Linked DNA regions of Mus musculus: region 1 is linked to region 2. A link is a loop called in an ENCODE intact Hi-C map of the cell type or tissue named here. Cell type or tissue: left cerebral cortex. All regions are shown on one strand.

What was found. A loop is a pair of places that touch in the nucleus more often than their neighbours do. Peaks named below come from ENCODE experiments on the same cell type or tissue, not always from the same donor. Only the 100,000 strongest peaks of a DNase experiment are listed, where the experiment ranks them.
Region 1: a loop joins it to region 2, with 2.8 times the contacts of the local background. A loop is called at or near these places in 1 of 42 quality-filtered maps.

What each region holds. Positions count from the first base shown.
Region 1 is chr16:93,936,135-93,940,134 of GRCm38, forward strand. The region is part of intron 1 of Gm31012 (a long non-coding RNA gene); the gene reads left to right. It also overlaps a transcript of Cldn14 not described here. Among named protein-coding and RNA genes, the nearest start is that of Cldn14, 8.6 kb to the left of the region's middle. In left cerebral cortex, a CTCF peak has its summit at 2,342 (motif pointing right); DNase peaks (open chromatin) are centred at 165 and 2,343; H3K4me3 peaks cover 282 bases.
Region 2 is chr16:94,084,619-94,088,618 of GRCm38, forward strand. Sim2 (single-minded family bHLH transcription factor 2) reads left to right here and starts at 642. Exons shown (of 11, transcript NM_011377.2): 1 at 642-1,372. The coding sequence starts at 1,198. It overlaps Gm31175 (a long non-coding RNA gene), which reads right to left and starts at 526. Exons shown (of 6, transcript XR_876272.2): 1 at 406-526. In left cerebral cortex, no CTCF peak of the experiment used is centred here; DNase peaks (open chromatin) are centred at 2,418 and 2,502.

The DNA.
Region 1 (4,000 bases), 150 kb before region 2:
GGTGTTCTCACAGCACCAGAGGCTGGTTGCAGAACCCGAGGGTCACCAAGGCTTAGCAGGAGGACGGAGCTGAGCCCAGAGCCTGCCCCAGCTGCAAACAGAGCTGCTTTCCCGGTTGAGGCAGAGAATCAGAGCTCCCTGTTCATTCACAGTGTTTATTTCCCTTTTGGAGTCGCCTTGGGGCAAGCCAGGCTAGGTTTTCATAGTTGTATTTGCCTTGGCTTGGTCGCAGACTTCCCCCTTTGAAGTCTGTTTATTGAGAGTTCGCACACAGCCCCATATGCAGGAGCCATACAGCAGGTCTAAAGCCAGGGCTGGACAAGTGAATGAGATCTTGGGAAGGCAGAGTCAGTCTTCCTCATATGACCCTCAGCCTGCAGCTAACCTGCTGTCAGTCATAAGGTCACGTGTGCAGCCTCAGACGCCCAAGAACTGACACATCCCAACACATTCTATTCTCTCAGGTCCAAATTTACAGCCATACTTTTTCCCTATGTGATATCCATCCATCCATCCATCTATCCATCCATCCATCCATCCATCCATCCACTATGACATGTCCTCATGTAGCTCATGAGAACCTCAAATTCATTATGTAGTTGATGATGACCTTAAACTTCTGGCCCTCCTGCCTCTACCTCCTGGGATTACAGGCTTGTACCATCATATCTGGATTATGAATCAGATGTGAGGATTTGTGCAATAAAGGCAAGGAACAGCCAGAACAACTCTGTAGTGCCAGGCTCAGTCCTGGAGTGGGCAGAGTCCACTCAGCCAAGAAGAGGGATTCCAAGGAGATGCTATCCTCCATCTCCTGGTTTGCAGAGTTGAGCATTTCTGGGGCACCGTGTGAATCCTATGGCTCTCACGTTCTAATTGCATTCATTTCTAGTGATACTGCATGGCTGGGATTTCTAGAAGCGATCACATCGTTTGACTGTGCATTTAGGAGCTGACCCCGCTGATAATCATGGCTTCTGTTTGTCTCTTAGGTAGTTTCTTGAGAGTACCAGGTCCCCGAGTTAGATCACTAGGACTATATAGAAAGTCAAGTATGGTAGTGTGTGCTTGTAGCTAGCTCACTGCAGCCCAGCAGCAGGCCAGGTCAGTGAGAGACCCTGTTTCAAAAAGGAGACGGGGAGGAGGAGGAGGAGAAGGAAGAGGAGGATGAAGAAGAGGAGGAAGGGGGGAGGGAGGGAAACACGTACAAAATATTTTGTATGAAGTCACCAAAGAATTAGTAAAAACATTTTCACAAAAGGTTGATGACCTCTGAAGAATGATATGCATGATGGTCCTCTGGCTCCCACTGTCATGTACACACACACACACACACACACACACACACACACAAACTCACACACACACACCCACACACACACCTGTGCACACACACGTAGTAGGTTTTCTGTCCATAAATACTTTACTCATAAGAAATAAAAGTTGTCTACTTTTTCATGTTTTGAGACAGCGATTCAAATAGGTCAGGCTGGCCTCAAGCGCACTGTGCACTTAGGAGGCAGACTCACTGTGCACTTAGGAGGCAGTTCAATTCCTAAACCTCCTGCCTCCACCTCCCACCACTGAACTTTTAAATCATGTTTCCCACTAAGTATTTAGCAGAAATGCCTAGTCACTCAAATGCCATCTACACACCTGGCATGAATCTGACCATAAAGCAGGAGAGAGGTCACACCAGCACACAGTAGGTTCCTTGGAATGTGTGAGCCTCACTTCTAGACTAGATGTCAGATTTCTGGGAAGTGTGTTCTGGGGAATGAACATTTAGGAAATTCTATGGGTGACTCTCACATGCAGTCAGGGTTTCCTTGTCAGGTGAGTAACACTCCCCCAGCCAAATGGTAGGGGCTTTAAGGCCAAGCGAAGCCCCAAAGCGATGGATCTGTAAACGCACAAACACCGATGGATCACACACACACACACACACACACACACACACACACACACCCGCTGTGTTGTGCACCACAATCAAGAGCTTGCATGTGATGGAACAAAGACATGTGCAATGAATAACACACAATGCATCAATAAGCTCTGGACACCAGGTGGCTATTCAAGTAACTGTCCCTGAAAAATGAATGGATGGTGCCCACAAAGTAGTAAATTTGTACTTGGTGAAACTGAGGCGCCAGTTGGATGAAGGGTCTACAATAAAGGAAATAATTTAAACTGTGACATGCCATCTGTTATGGATATGGCACAATAAAAAAAAACCCCACTAACGACAGGGAAAATGAATGAATGGAAAGTGAATTTATAGCATTTAAATGGGGCTTTACCTGTCTCCTTGTCGCCAACGTTAAACCACTGATGTCCACTGGGTGGCGCTGTGATCTGCTCTTTCAGAATCCAAAAGGAACTCTGAAAGCCAAGTTCTGGAAAAATACTGTTGCCCCCTTTAATCAACAAAAGACTTTAAAGCTTCATAATTTGAGGTGCCGTGGCATGTTGCTTTTCTGCGTTATAGCCTATCCGAAATATCTCGCTAGGCACGAGCTTATTTAGGAAGTGAATCGAAAGGCCGGTAGAGAACACGTGCTTCCTTTTATCTGCACTCCCGAGTGGACACAGCAGTTGCATTTCACAGAATGACAGAGGCGGCTGTGCAGAGGGATCCGGACCAATGACCAGAAAAGGCCGATGCTTGATTTGAACGAAACAGAGTAATATTAAATGGAAATGTGGTGTTTTCTGGCCCATTCTGCCTACCCTTTGCAGACTTGTTAAAGGCAAGCTAAGGGTAAAGGAACCTGGTAAGTTGAATTTAAACACCAGCCCCATGTTAACTCTGCGTGTTGGCTCTCGCAGGACTCAAAACCTAGCTTTCTCCTGTCAGGTGTATATAGCCCCCTTGGTTGAATGATGTAGGCTTTAGGGGAAAATGAAAACCTGGAAGCTTCCAGAGATATGCTTAGAGTCACAGCTCAGCTCTAGTTAGCTCCACTGCGCTGGGGCAAACATTGGGAGGAAGCGCTTACAACATCCATAGCAAATGAGCAAAGTTATGCCAAATCTAATGAGAAGAAATCGGGGACTAGGAGATACAGAGCCTCTGCTTAGCCTCTGAGAAGCCCTGATCTTATGCCCAACACAGACATACACACATACACTTACATACTCATACCCACACACACACACACACACACACACACACTGTCTCACACACTCACACATACCATACACACTCATACATACCATACACACTCACACACTTATACCACACACACATTCACACACATATCCTCACACGCCCAAAACACACTATCACACAAAACACACACTCACTGGCACACATTCACACACATATACTCACACATACCATACACACTCACACACTTATACACTCACACACACACATTCACACACATATACTCACACACACAAAACACACTCTCACACACACAGACACACATTCACATACATTCGCACACAGAGGCACACAACACATGTGGGTATACACATACACACGCACACCCCCCAATATAAAACAACAATTCTATTTCTGTGTATTTTTGTTTGTTTAAATAATGGAGTAAATACGTATTTTGTTCAGCTCTTCAAAGAAAAATAACTTCCAACATGCTAAGTTATAATCACTGATACCGATAACAATATCACAACAAAATATTTCCCTTCTTTGTGTGTGTGTGGCATAGATATGTGTGTGTACATACGGATGTTGGTGTATGTATGTGTTCATATGGGTGTGTTCATATGGGTGTCTCCACCAGAGGTCGATGTCAGGAGTCTTTCTTAGTTTCTGAGGCAGGGTCTCTCACTGAACTGGAAGCCCATCTATTCTGCTAAGCTAGCTGGTCAGTGGGCTTCATGGGTCTATTGGTCTCTGCCTTCCAACGTTAGGGAAATAGGTGTGTGTTAGGGGCCCAAAACTTCCATGGAGAAAGCCCAGGGCAACTGCCTGAGTGTTTAATTTCAACATAGAAACAAAACAGGAGGAAAAGAGTCTGTTGTTGACCTG
Region 2 (4,000 bases):
CTCTCTCTCTCTCTCTCTCTCTCTCTCTCTCTCTCTCTCTCTCTCCCTCTCTCTCTCTCTCTCTCCTGGAAGGCGTCGTGCACGCGTGCGTGTGGATGAGTGGAGGGGAAAGGAGTAATTTTTCCTCGGGCCACCCCTTTAGACTCGCGGATCGGCCACCCAAGGAAGGTGCAAGTGTGAGACCAGGATTGCCACCCCGTCGCCGGGCACTTAGCCAGCTGTTAGCGCCGCCTTTTCTGGGCCGCGCCCGCGGGTGACCTGCCCGGAGCCTCCGTGGAAACCAGCACTGCAGCCCTCCCTCCTTCCTTCTTTACCGCGTCGGCCGCTCATCCTCGATCCCAGGCCCTGACACTCAACCTCGGAGCGGGTAGGCGCGACGCTTCTCGTGCACTCACCACGGCTTACCTTACCCCGGGAGCGCGCCGGTCTCTCGTGGGGACAGTCCCTGGAGGTGGCGACGCGGAGGCGCGCCGGCGACTCACGGGCCGCGGCGGGGGTCGGAGGCGAGGCTCACCGCCCCCGCCACGGCCCCTCCCCTCCCCCCTCCCGCGGTCCCGCGCAGCCCAGTCTCCGCCCGAAGGCGGGTCTGCCATAAACAAACGCAGCTCGGTCACACGTGGACCGCGGAGCAACTGCGCCCCGCCACCGATCGCGGGCTCCGGACGACCGGACTAAGGAAGCCGGAACCGCCGGGGAGGGCAGGAAAGCGCACCGAGCTCAGGCTTGGCACTGGCCACTGCCACCTCGCTCCGCTCCCGCCCCATGGCTCCGCGGCGGCCGCCGCCGCTGCCGCCCTTGCCTTCCGAGGGCCCTCGCGGCAGCGGGTACAAGCCCTCCTTTAAGGACTAAACAGGGTCGGCGCCTGCTCGCCCGCCAACCACAGCCCCAGGAAGGTCGAGGCGGGAGATACTGGAGACCAGAAGGAAGAGCGAGCTGGGATCAGGTCCACACGGGACGGTCCAGCCTCCAGCCTCAGACAGAGAGGGGGGCTGCGCAGCTGGTTTGCGACGGACTCAGGGCTGGCGCCTTGCAGAAGACGTTGGGTGCTCCAGGCCGGTCTCCCGCACCTGCCCGAGCCCGGCACCCCGACTCACCTGACCCCTGGCGTCCCTGTCCCCATTCCGGCTGCCGCAGCCCAAGCGGGACTCCGCGGGCCTGGAGCGCAGCGAGGTCTAATATGCCCAGAGCCGAGGCGCGATGAAGGAGAAGTCCAAAAATGCGGCCAAAACCAGGAGGGAGAAGGAAAATGGCGAGTTTTACGAGCTGGCCAAGCTGCTCCCGCTGCCTTCGGCCATCACCTCGCAGCTGGACAAAGCGTCCATCATCCGACTCACCACCAGCTACCTGAAGATGCGCGCGGTCTTCCCGGAAGGTGAGGCTGCAGGTGGGCGTCCGAGGCGCGGGGGAGCTGAGCGGCCGGCTGCAGAAAGGAGGCTTCCGTGCGCGGAGAAGCCCGCGCGGCCTCCTGGCTACCGTGGCCGCGTCTGGGGAGGCCGCGCCGGGGCTTCGGCCCAGGCCTAAGCTAAGGCTGAGGGACAATCCAATCACGTATAAGCTCTGGGCAGAGTCGGGAAAACCAAGCGTTATTCCTGGGTTAGTGTTTGCCAAGCTGACACAGGCAGGCTAGTTCGTTCCGGTTGTTCTTTCCCCCTTTCCTTTCTTTCCTGGCCCTCTCCTCCTCTCCTTTCACTGGCTTCTCTTTCTTTCCTTCCTTCCATACCAGTCCATGCTGGTCTTCTCTCTCTCTCTCTCTCTCTCTCTCTCTCTCTCTCTCTCTCTCTCTCTCTCCCTCTTTCTCTTTCTTTCTCTCTCTCTATCTCTCCTTCTTCTTCTTCTTCTTCTTCTTCTTCTTCTTCTTCTTCTTCTTCTCCTTCTCCTTCTCCTTCTCCTTCTCCTTCTCCTTCTCCTTCTTCTTCTTCTTCTTCTTCTTTCTTCTCCTCCTCCTCCTGCTCTCTCTCCATTATAATTTTTTCCCTTCTCCTTACTTCTCTCTCGCCTCTGCTTTTGCTCCCCCCTCCTCCATTTCTCTCTTTTTCTGCTGGTGGACAAGGACTCGCTGCTCTATCCTCTCTGAGCTGCTGAATGCACAGGAAGGCCCGCGCACCGCAGGCCAACGCTGAGGCTCCGAGAGTTTGTGAGCAGATTCGAGTGAGAGACTCCTATATCGTTTTCCCCAACTTGCCTCCCTTTGCTCTGGGAAACGATGATACGGGCAGGAGGACAAGAAACTGGATAAGCTCGGACGCTGCCGTTAAGAGAAAAGGGATCATTTCAAAAGTGGCGGGTGGGCCTGAGTGTAACATCTCAGGATTTGAAAGCGCTACAGCGGGCAATTGTCACCGGGCCGCAGCTCTCCTGTGGACGCTGGTTTGTAGGAAATAGCGGCCTGCTGGATGGACACTCTCCAGCGGGTGACGGGCGGCTGGGTCAGGCACCGCAGTGAATCAGGTCTGGGGTCTGTGGCTGGGGCTGAGGGATTCTGACATTGTCAGAAAGCACCGGGCTCCGAGGCCTGTTGCCTCCAGCACCTCCAGGCTTTAGGGCTGGTAGTGCAGAGCAGGCCTCTCGGAAAGCCAGCGCCGCGGAAGGAAGACAGAGATTTGGAGAGTCGTTGCTCTGGTGGCGACAGGTGTCCCTGGGCCACAGGGCTTCTCCACCAGTGCTGTTGCGCGGGGTCAGTAAGCCCCCTCTGCGGCTGCCTCCCACGGCCTGTGTTTACTTTGTCTGAGTCTTAGCTGAATTTTCCTCCACCACAGTGGTGAAGCTCGGCTGTCTGGTCCGCGGGTGCCAGCCTCCAGTCCGGAGGGGCCCGGGAGTAAGCGCCGGCGAACTTAGAGCACCCGGGAGCTGAGGTAGCGAGAGGCGGTGGCTCGGCCCCTGCCCGGCAGGCCCACTTCGGGAGGGCCCTGCTCCAGCACCCTGCGGTCCTAAAGCATACCCAGCTGGGCCCAAGGGACGTTCCTCGGGGTTTCTCCCCCTGCGCTGAAAGTTCTTGGTCCTGGCTCCCTGCTGTCAGGACCCCTGGGTCTGAGAAGGAGAGATGATTTGCTGCTGTCTGAAGTTTCCGTGGAAGGTTAAAATATGGAATTAGGTTTTACAACAGCAGCAACTTTTCGTTGGTTTCTTTTCCACCCGGAAGAGTGGTGTTAGCCGATGTTCTACAAGGAGCCTTCCTATCCGCTTGCTACAAAATAGGCTTCGAGATCAGGCCTCCTGCCTTGAGGAGGTTTTAAAACCCTCCTGGGTTTTAAAAATAAAAATTATCAGAAGAGTAAACGGTATGTTGTCAGTTATTTCAAACAAACCAGAGATTAACTGGCGGGGGAGGACTGCGGGTAAAGGACTAAGTAAGCTATTCTTGTTTGGGAGCTAGCCAGCAAATAAGGACACTGCTGTGTGTATAGCACAGTAGCCATTTAAATAAGCTCTCAGTCTGGTGTGTATAAGAAGGCACTTGGCTGCGTTCTGGGTTCCTGCGGGAGTGGGCCTTCTGTGGGCACTGCCCTGAGCAAGCGTCCCCAGTGCATTGCTCAGACGCTGCCCAATTGGGGGTGGGGTGGGGGAGGGCACCTCTGCTTCATAGAAGGTGACTCTAAAGCTTGATACTCCTTGAAGGGGTCAGCCTGGTACCATTTAGCTCTAGAAATGGCTCCGAAATTGTGAGGCCAGCAAAAGGAAGGAGGCAATGCCTTAACTCCGACACCCCTTCCTAGCAATGCTGTCACAGGAATGCTTCGGAGAAAGGGTAGCCTAGGTAGGGTGTAAGGAACTCACTGCTCAATCACTTGGCACGGTGGCACCCGTTCTCACGCTGTCTGGGGCAGTCTTTGTCTTTGGAAGTAGCTCTGTTATGCAAAATAATGTACTCCCTTCTCCAGAGGTGTTCTTGTAATTGATTTAACCTGTTTTGGGGAAACCAGGGTCAGGGTCGGCTGAGGACGGTTGCTTTGAAGTCAAACCAAGACCATGGCTCTCAGGGTCTTAGTGGCCAGGGCAGTAC